Regions from separate parts of the Mus musculus genome. Here region 2 is linked to region 1. Evidence: chromatin loops called from intact Hi-C (ENCODE). Cell type or tissue: heart. All regions are shown on one strand. Region 1 holds the start of Gm34766 (a long non-coding RNA gene). Region 2 holds the start of Fyttd1 (forty-two-three domain containing 1).

Evidence for each region. Hi-C counts contacts between places; a loop is a spot of excess contacts. Peaks named below come from ENCODE experiments on the same cell type or tissue, not always from the same donor. Only the 100,000 strongest peaks of a DNase experiment are listed, where the experiment ranks them.
Region 2: a loop joins it to region 1, with 4 times the contacts of the local background. A loop is called at or near these places in 6 of 42 quality-filtered maps.

What each region holds. Positions count from the first base shown.
Region 1 is chr16:32,694,401-32,699,400 of GRCm38, forward strand. It overlaps Gm34766 (a long non-coding RNA gene), which reads left to right and starts at 4,267. Exons shown (of 3, transcript XR_384827.2): 1 at 4,267-4,395. In heart, a CTCF peak has its summit at 2,881 (motif pointing right); no DNase peak of the experiment used is centred here; H3K27ac peaks cover 567 bases.
Region 2 is chr16:32,874,897-32,879,896 of GRCm38, forward strand. Fyttd1 (forty-two-three domain containing 1) reads left to right here and starts at 2,888. Exons shown (of 9, transcript NM_027226.4): 1 at 2,888-3,100. The coding sequence starts at 2,998. It also overlaps a transcript of Rubcn not described here. In heart, CTCF peaks have their summits at 596 (motif pointing left) and 2,774; DNase peaks (open chromatin) are centred at 2,845 and 4,565; H3K4me3 peaks cover 2,933 bases; H3K27ac peaks cover 1,929 bases.

The sequences.
Region 1 (5,000 bases):
CAGGCTGGCCTCAAACTTAGAAATCCGCCTGCCTCTGCCTTCTGAGTGCGGGGGTTAAGTGCTACCACCTAATATTTGTTAATTTTCCAGTGGGATGGATGCTCTGGTCTATTTTTCAGGCAGTCTCAGACGCTGCCGTGGGAGTTGTGCCTTTGATATTGTGCCTGCCATACATAACTCTGCTACTCTGAGACCACAGGACACAGAAACTTTGGTGTTCTTTGGTGATCATCGACTGCTTTGAGTTTGTAATGGTCAGTGCTGTGCACACTTCCTCACACACGTATAGCATCAGACAACAGGTGTGTTTAAGGCCATTTCAGAAGGGTTGGGGAATTCTGTCCTAACCCTCAGACAAGATGATGAAACTCAAGGGAGTAATTCAAACATCAACGCCAAAAGTCAAACACAGTGACGACACACCGAAGGGTCCCCGTCTGCTGAGGAATGAGAGTGAAGACATATAAAGCTCAGGCTTTGTTTTATTACTACTAGCATTTTAAGATTTATCTACTTTATTTTATGTGCAGGAGTGAGTGTTTTGCTGACATTTGTGCAACATGTGTGTCCTGTGTGTCTGGGGAGGCCAGAAAAGGAAATTGGCTCCCCTGGAACTAGAGTTATACATGCAGGTGAGCTGCCGTGCTCTAGAAGAGCAGAAAACACACACACACACACACACACACACACACACACACACCAGTATAATTCATATTGTTTAGTTTTCAGTTCTGTTTTAAAAAGTAGTCTCATGAAAGTTGTTTTTTTTTTTTTAAAGATTTATTTATTTATTTTATGTGAGTCCACTGTCCCTCCCTTCAGACACACCAGAAGAGGGCATTTGATCCCATTACAGATGGTTGTGAGCCACCATGTGGTTGCTGGGAATTGAACTCAGGACCCCTGGAAGAGCAGAGCCAACTCTCCAGTTCATGAAGTTTTTTTTGTTTGTTTGTTTGTTGTTTTTGTTTAACAGTCACAGAATATAAAAATTGATAAATCTAGGCACTTTCCAGATACATCAGCAGAAATATCAGCTAGACGGCTTATTGCAAATCGAGGAGACCTCTGTAACCTTCAGATGCCATCTGCCGTCCTTCTTAGCTTTTGGGTTGGTGGAAGCCAGCAGTCTATGACCACATCACCGTAAGTTCATGTGATAGCCACACAGTTACACAGATGTTAGGCCATATCTAGCCAATGATTACCTAAAAAGGAGCTAAAGATAGCCCAAGATGTCTCAGCTCCAGATCTGCAATAGTCCAACTCTCCACCTTCGCTCTGTAGAGTTGTTAACACAGGGATGACTGTTGTCTGGGTACAGCAATGAGTCACTTCTCATTCCACTTTACTTCTTTTAATATTTCATCTATCTGCTATGATTTTTCTCTTTATGTTCACGTCAAGAGTATTTCTTTTGTTGGAGCATGGTCATCATGGCTGTTGGGTACTGATATCTGCCTCCTTCACAGCAGTTACCTGTCAAGTGCTTGTCTCGTGAGAAGCCAGGTTTCTCTGGACTCACGTGTACTGAGCAGTTTTTGGTTGGGACACAGACACCGTGTCTATTATAAACACGGCCATACCTAAGATGCATAGAGAAATGCTTGTGTGTTCGTTGGTTTTAGCAGGTGATTGTAATTTAGGGTACATATTTCTCTATAATATGTATAGCAGGTATGTATGTGTGCACGTGGGGTGGATGCCAAAGGTCAATGTCCGCTACCTCCTTCAGTGGCTTTCCACTTTTGAAACAAACAAAAAAAAATAAAACAAACAACAACAAAAGACTGGGTCTTTCACTGAGCCTGGAGCAGAACTCACTCGTTTGGCTAGGTTGACTGACCCTTAGCTCCAGGAACCAGCCTACCTCTGTCTCTCCCACGTGGGGGTCAGGGTCACAGCTAACATGCAGCTGAGCCCAGCTTTAAATGTTTTGTTTTTAAAATTACATCTCTCTGTCTCTCTGTCTCTGTCTCTCTGCCTCTCTCTGCCTCTCTCTGTCTCTCTCTGTCTCTCTCTATCTCTGTCTCTCTCTGTCTCTCTCTGTCTCTCTGTCTCTGTCTGTCTCTCTGTCTCTCTGTCTGTCTGTCTGTCTGTCTCTCTCTCTCTCTCTCTGTGTGTATCTCATACTGTGGCGTGAGTGTGGAGGATATCAAAGATGATGTAATCTGTCCTCATGTGTGACTGCTAGGTGTCTCCCCCCACCCCAGCCCTCACCTGATCTTCTTTCCCTCAGTTTCCCAAGTACTCACTGTGGACAGCGCCCATCTGAGGCTCAAGCAAGCCAGAATGGGGATGGGTAAGGAACCTTAGTAGGTAAGGGTGCTTGCTGTGCTAGCGAGAATGTGGGTCCCAGCACCACATAAAAAAGATGGGCATGTTCACACATATGCCTCTAACCCCAGTGCTGTGGGATTGGGTGACTGGGTCCAGATCTAGGTTCAGTGAGAGACTCTGTCTTAAGGGAGTAAGGAGAAGAAGGATAGAGAGGCCCCTAACCCTTTTAGGCCACAGGCACACCCACATGCATACACCCTGGAGAGTGGAGTGCACTTTAGAGTGTGAGAAACCCGGGTCAAGAACAGTTAGAAGGTCCGATGCCCGTGTCTAGTGTGGGCACCTGGGACTGGCACCACACTGGCAGTGCTGTGAGAAGTTCCAAGAAGCTAACGGCTCTTGGTGAGGTGCCAGAGAAAACAGACAACTCCCTCAATTTTGCACAGTGGTTGAGTTCCTGGAAAATTCAGGTTGTCTAAAAGATGTACAAACCTTCCTTTGTTCCATATACTACAGGACATTTTTTCTCAGGCATCCCTGTCCTGTGTTGTGGGGGGTCCCTGCCCTTGTGACCCCGGCATTGTGATAAAAATAGCTCTTGAACTTCTCAACTTGTCCCCTAGGGGGAGCTACTGTCCTCCATTAGAATGCATGTCTTTTCTGATGACTACCTGTGCTTGGAATTCTCTATTTATTGGATCCTTTCAGTCGGCTTAAGATGTCAGTGCTCTTCTCAAATTCAGCGAGATGGTGGTGGCACATGCCTTTAATCCCAGCACTGGGGAGGCAGAGGCAGGCGAATCTCTGAGTTCAAGGCCAGCCTGGTCTACAGAGTGAGTTCCAGGGCAGCCAGGGAGGTTACACAGCTGATAAGTATGGGTCTCGATCTAGGATGATCTACATCCAAACTCCTATTTTCCGCTCCAGGTTACTTCTAACAGTAAAGAATAACTATGTGTTGGGCTCAAAGGAGCCTGGTTAACTTGAGGCTGAGAGCTGGCAGGCCCTTTGGAGCCACAAATGCCTAGCAAAAGCAACCTAAGCAATGGTCAACTTCGGTTCATGATAGAGAGATTATGGGGCACAGAGCATGAGGTAGCTGATCACTTAGCATCTCCAGTCAAGACATGGAGAGACATGCATGCATGTCTGTGCACCAGATGCATGCAGTACCCTTGGAGACCAGAAGAAGGTGACAGATCTCTAGAGATTGGAGTTAGCTGCCATGAGGTTTCTGGGACCTGAAATTGAGTCCCCTGCAAGAGCAAGAAGTGCTCTTAACCCCTGAGCCATCTCTCCAGCCCTACATTAACTTTAGCTGTGCGTGTGCGTGTGCGTGTGCGTGCGTGCGCGTGCGCGTGCGCGTGTGCGTGCGTGTATGCGTGTGTGTGTGTGTGTGTGTGTGTGTGTGTGTGTGTGCGCATGTGTCTCAGTGCATGTGTGGAGGTCTGTTCTCTCCTGTCAGGGATTGACCTCAGGCTTGGTGACTAGTACCACAGTGATGGCCTTGGTGAGACTTTTTCCAAAAGCAGTCCATGCTGTTCTGGCAAGCAGCCAGGATTAGACCAGGGTTAGTGCTTTGAATTAGCCTGACCTTGAACCAGCTGTTTGGCAGGTGACTACAGGAACCATCAAGCCGTGGGATGAGGTGGAGAAGGGAGACTGGGGAGGCTCAATTCCCCATTGCAGGGTCTCCCAGACTGAGTGTGAGCCAGAGCGTCGGTGTGCTACGCCTGCGGAACCTTGCTAGGGGTGCCCCGCTGGGGAGGCCTGGCTTGGGGGTGCCCTGCTGAGGAGTCCTTGCTGGGGTGCCCTGCTGGGGGTGCCTGGCTTGGGGGCACCCTGCTGGGGAGGCCTTCCTTAGGGGTGCCCTGCTGGGGCTTTCCTGCTGGGGCACCCTGCTGGGGAGGCCTTCCTTAGGGGTGCCCTGCTGGGGCTTTCCTGCTGGGGTGCCCCGTGTGTGCTTCTTCCTGCTGCAGAACCACATGCTACCTCTGGCATTGGATTTGGCGGTCTGAGGGTGTGTAAACGTGTGTGACCCTGTCGCGCTGGCCCAGAGGCTTCAGGAAGCAGTCATAAAGTTGGAACTGAATGCTGCGGGTCACCCCAGGGGAAGTAAGTGATTGAGACAAACCAAGGAGGAAGAGCAGAGAGGGGTGAAACCGCCATGCAAGTCTGAACCCAAGGGAAGGAGGAAGAGAAGGCAGAGAGGAATGTCTGCTGGCTCTGTCATTTAAGGACCATTGTGCTTGCCTCTCCTCCCTGTCACTGCCTGAGAGGCACTAAGTGGACACTGCCTTGCAAACATGTAATGGGGCTCATAGGTCTGCAGAGGGCCTGACAATCTAAAATCCTTTCCCACAGACGTCTCACCAGCGTCCTGACCGGGAACATTAGGTCTCTGAGCTGTGACTACCTGGTACACCCCACACATGCACAGTAAACTCTGAAAGGAAGCACTTGATTCACTGATCGATTCACTTTGAACAAATTCCTGTAGATGGGCCAAGGGGAAGACAGTGCGAATGACCTGGGGCCGGGCGGAGCTTACTTCCCAGGGGACACAGCCACTTTTTGTGCCCTCCCTTTGAGAAGTCCCAGCGGGACTGAGGGAGGGCTCTAAACAGAGCACTTCAGGGAGGAGGAAGATACCTGGGCAAGCCAAGGACACTCTCAGGGCTCCATGTCCAGGTGTTTGCAGCTGTGGGTCTGCTCTTCAG
Region 2 (5,000 bases), 180 kb after region 1:
ATGCTTTCAAAATCTAAATGCCTTAACTTTTTCATGTAGATTAGAAAGAAGATTAGAAACAAGATGGGCTGGTAAGATGGCTCAGTGAGTGAGGGTGCTTGCTGCTAAGTCTGACAATAAGAGTGTGATCCCTACATGGTAGAAAGAGAGAATGGACTCCCACAAGTGGTCCTCTGATTCCACACGTGCCATGTTACATGTGCTCACATACATGCACACCACACACACATATACAGTCAATCAATCAATCAATAATAAATGTAAACAGACTTTCCAAGCTGGGTATGGTAGTGTACAATTGGCACTAAGAAGGCAGAGGTGAGCTGGGCGTGTGACGCACGCCTTTAATCCCAGCACTCGGGAGGCAGAGGCAGGCAGATTTCTGAGTCCAAGGCCAGCCTGGTCTACAGAGTGAGTTCCAGGACAGCCAGGGCTGTACAGAGAAACCCTGTCTCAAAAAACCAAAAAAAAAAAAAAAAAAAAAAAGCTGGGCTGGAGAGTTGGCTCAGCAATTAAGAGCACTGACTGTTCTTCCAAAGGTCCTGAATTCAAATCCCAGCAACCATATGGTAGCTCTGTAATGAGATCCATCTGCAATGAGATCGGATGCCCTCTTCTGGTGTGCCTGAAAACAGCTACAGTGTACTTACATTAAATAAATAAATAAATAAATAAATCTTAAAAAAAAAAAAAAGAACCAATCTACAATTCTTTTCTGTAGTTTACTTCTACAAATGAGCAGAGAGTGCAGAAGTTATAACTAATGGCAGAGGGCTAATGCAGGGAGAAACATCTTGTGCTTAGAGCATCTCAGAAATGTAAAGATAGGGTTTCTGGCCTCAAACTCAGAGATCTGCCTGCCTCTGCTGGGATTAAAGTTGTGCACCACCACCACCACCCAACTCAGGGTTGTAAAGACTCTTAGGATAACTTATGCAGACTAAGGCCTATAGCATTCCATAAGGTAATATAACAAGTGACGGAAGAGAATGATAAATGCTGTACTCAATAAACCCAGGAACGGTAGAAGCTTTCTTGTTGGGTGGTTTGGTTTTGGTTTGGTTGTTTTGAGACAGCCTCACTGTGGAGCTCTGGCTGGTCTGGAGCTCTGAGATCTGCCTGCCTCTCAGTACTAAGTCCAAAGGTGCCTGGCCTCATCCACACTCTTCTTTACAATCTAGCTTCCCCAGTTGCTAGCAGTTCAAGGGGTTGGGGTTGGAGAGTAAAATAGCAAACCCAAGGACCTTGTGGCAAAAGCATCAGCTATTCTACTATTCTACGTGCCAGATTTTACTGTTGAATCTTGCTGAATTCAAACTTTTTACCATTAGTTTCTTGTATGCCCTCATAGGTGTGTGCTATGTTAACTGACTATATACAGTTACAGTTTTGCCATGGGAAAGAAAACCAACTTGACTTTTGCTGTTGTTTTGAGACAGGTAATCTTTACATAGCCCTGATTGTCCTGGAACTATGACCTGGCTTGTTTACAGCTTACAGAAATTCACTCACTATTCTTTGCCTCCCGAGTATTGCAATTAAAGGCACTGCAAAACACACCTGGCCCAACTTGACTTTTGAGAATAAGGGATTGTATTTCTCAAATTCTCAATAGAAAATTATACATTTCCTCAAGATAAGACTACTATGATTCATCAAACACCCCAAAACATCATGCTTTTGGATGGAATCACGAATTAAGAGTGGCCTTTTCTTTTAACCATATCGTAAGAAGCATTAGTATGTAGTTTTAAGATGGATCAATAGCTGTCACAATCTTTACTAAAAAGGGTAGATACAATATAACCAGGTCTCAGCTGGTAAAAGTTAGAAAATATGTTATTAATAGATGCAATTGTACATGATATGAAGTGTTTTAAAGTATGGAAGCTCCAAGCAAAAAATAGTAAAATGTGTCACGGCTGTTGAATTTGCAAATCACATGGATTGTGACATTACTAAATTAAATATAGGATAGTGTGGTTTTCAGATTTCTTGGGTCACTACAAAGCTAGCTCAGGTCTCTACTAAAGAAATTTTAGGAAGTGAAGAAAACGGTGGCAGAGATTTCTACACGAACAGAACACTTGACGCTGTTTTTTTTTCCTTAGATGAAAATGCCTGAGATGGTTTTGAGCTGTTATGTGGGGGATGGAATAACAGGCATGCTTCCACGCAGGTGCGTTGTAGAAAATAAAGTAAAAAAAAAAGGGGGGGGGGGAATAACATTTCGTAAAGGGGAAACGAATTATTAAGCTGGAATGGAAACATTAAGTTTTTCTATAAAGACGATTAAGGAAAATATATATATTTCGCCACTCAATTGAGTAATAGAAAAACGCAACCAAATAAACAGAAGTACTTACCCTCCCAAGGGAAGATGAGGTCTTACTAAGGTAGCTAGTACCGTGCCAAATGTTTATAGAGTGCCAACTGAGACAAGGCACAGATACATTAGCATTTACTTTTATTGTTAAGGTGACTCAAGAACTGTCACTGCAGCCTTTGCTATCAGACGTGGCAACTCAGGGACAGGGGAGCTGGGACCCATCGCTGCAATCTCGGCTCGCAGGGGTCTGTCCAGCCTCCGTAGGCTGCACTGCAGAGGGGCGTGCCGGGCCTTTCCGCAGCAGGACGGGCCGGAACAGCAGGGCCAGGCTAGTCGTTCAGACTCGGTTTCGGAGGCGCTGCCAATGGTGTGGACCGTCGAGGCGCTAGGACAGCCGCTATTCCCGGCGCCCTGGGCTGAGGCTCCAGGACGGCGCCCCGCACCGGTAAGGGCCGCTAGGCGCCAGTTTCGCGTGGGCCGCTCTAGCCGCCCGCAGCTCGTCTCGGTAGTCCCTCTCCCCCGCCCGCTGCTGGGAGGTGGGAGGGCGAGGACGCCGCCGGCGCGCGTGCGCGCTCTGCGCTGCAGCTAGTCTGCGTGCGTGAGTGGGAGGCGGCGGGCCTGCGACTCTGGCCTTCCCGGCTGACTGCTCCGACGCCGCAACCCCAGTCATGAACCGGTTTGGCACCCGGTTGGTAGGAGCCACGGCGACCCCGCCGCCGCCACCGAAAGCACGAAGCAATGAGAACCTGGACAAAATCGATATGTCCCTGGGTGAGAGACCAGGGTGGCCGCGTCGTGGTGGGGGGAGGGGGCGGGAGGCACGGTGGGGGAAGGGGCGGTTGACCGCGGTTGCCTGTCCGGTTTGGTCGCGCGTGGGCGGAACCGGCGAGGACCCCCCCCCCCCGATGGGACGGGAGCGACCCCGGTGTGTCCCACCCCCGGGGGTAGGGAGGGGTCGTAACAAGGACTGGCCGGGCCCGGCGGTCCGCAGGGTCCGTAGCTGCTGTCTTCTTTCCCCGCAGGACGGAGTCTCTTGGGCTACCCGGGCCGGCGTGTGCTCACCCACCCGGGGCTTTTCCTTTTAAAGGGTCTTAGAACCAGCCTGGGGCTGCAACTGACTAAAGCCAGCAACCGCGAGAATAGCTTGTCTGGTGTGAATGCCCAGAAGTGCGCTGGGCACGGGCGATTTCCAACCGGCGCCTCCCCTGGGAACGCCGGGGGTCCCGGACGCGGTCCCTGAACGGCCGCTCGGAGGGGTCGTTAAGCGTGAACCGTATTACTGAGTTTGATTAGGTGTTTACTGAAGCGTGTTCTCTAGCACGGTTTCAAAGTTAGCCAGTTGGGGGTGGGGAGGGAGAGATGTACGCAGATTGATAAAATGTCAGGTAGAACATGGGGTCCCGTGTACATAAAAAGGATGCCGTGGTTTGCTGATGATTATGTAAGAAAAGCATGAGGATTGTTTTTTATTTTCGAAAAAAAAAATAATTCCAATCCAACAGTATGAGGGCTTCTGTTTGGTTTGGCTTAGCAAATCCAAAAGTAATTCCTTCTTTTCTTTTCTTTTTTTTTCTTTTGTAGAGTCAAGTTATGTATGGTACTGGATAGAATCAGTGCTCTCTTTCTTTTTCCTCTTTCCGGGTCTCTTCTCACCACACTGCCCCTCTTGGATATTTTAAAATACCTGAATACTGAACTTGTGTTTCTTTTCTAATGGAAGGCTATCCTGGGCCTCAGAAGCCCAGGGACCATACAGCTGAAGAGGGGAGCAGGTGTCCCAGTGGAAGGGCATCCTGAGACACTGGTGCCCAGGAACCACACAGCTCTGAAAGGAAACCTTCGCAGCTCCCAGGGGAGGGTATTCCCAGCTGAGCTGAGGAGCTCAAGAGTCTCAGACCTACTCCACTTGTTTGCTTCTCTTCATTGCTTCTTGGCTTCTTATCAGTCACACCAGGCAGCAAATCGCATAAAAGAGATTTATTGGTAGATCCAGAGAGAAGAGGGACGAATCCAGTAATGGCTGCCCTCTGCTCCCACTATAGGACAACAGGGAATTGGACAAAAGGCAAGGGCTTATATAGGGTTTCTTAGGGGGATAGAGCTTTTCCGGACAGATTTCCAGAATAAGTATTGGTGAGTTTTCCTACTCAGGGATTGGTTAGGTTTTGTGGGAAGCTCAGCGATTGGTGGGTTTTTCCTGCTCAGGGATTGGTAGATTTTCAACCTTTTTCTCTGCCTTGGGGCCCATGGGTTAGGATAGGAAGTCCTTTCCGACCGACCAATCGACCACAGGCCCCTTTGGCTGAGATGCCATCACGGAGAGGCTGGAAAGGAGCTGTGGACTGCCACGGTGGGACAGCTTCTGCAGCAGTATTTCGGGGTGGCACGTTTCCTTTTCCACCTCTAGGCTTTAGGCTGAGGTGGAAAAGGAGATGCACCACAGCGATGACTCCTGTGACAGTTCTAGGCTGAGGAGGTGACAAGATGCCTCCATTTTGTCTGCTCCTGTGGGGACATCTTAAAATGGCCCTAGGCTGAGGTAGGAAGGAGGAACTGGCTGCTTAGGGACTACAGAACTTAGATGTAACCTATTCTGAGGATGTTGTTTAGGGTAATCCTGGGCCTGGAAACACTCATGATATTTCTTTACATTCGTGTTATCTCTTCTGTT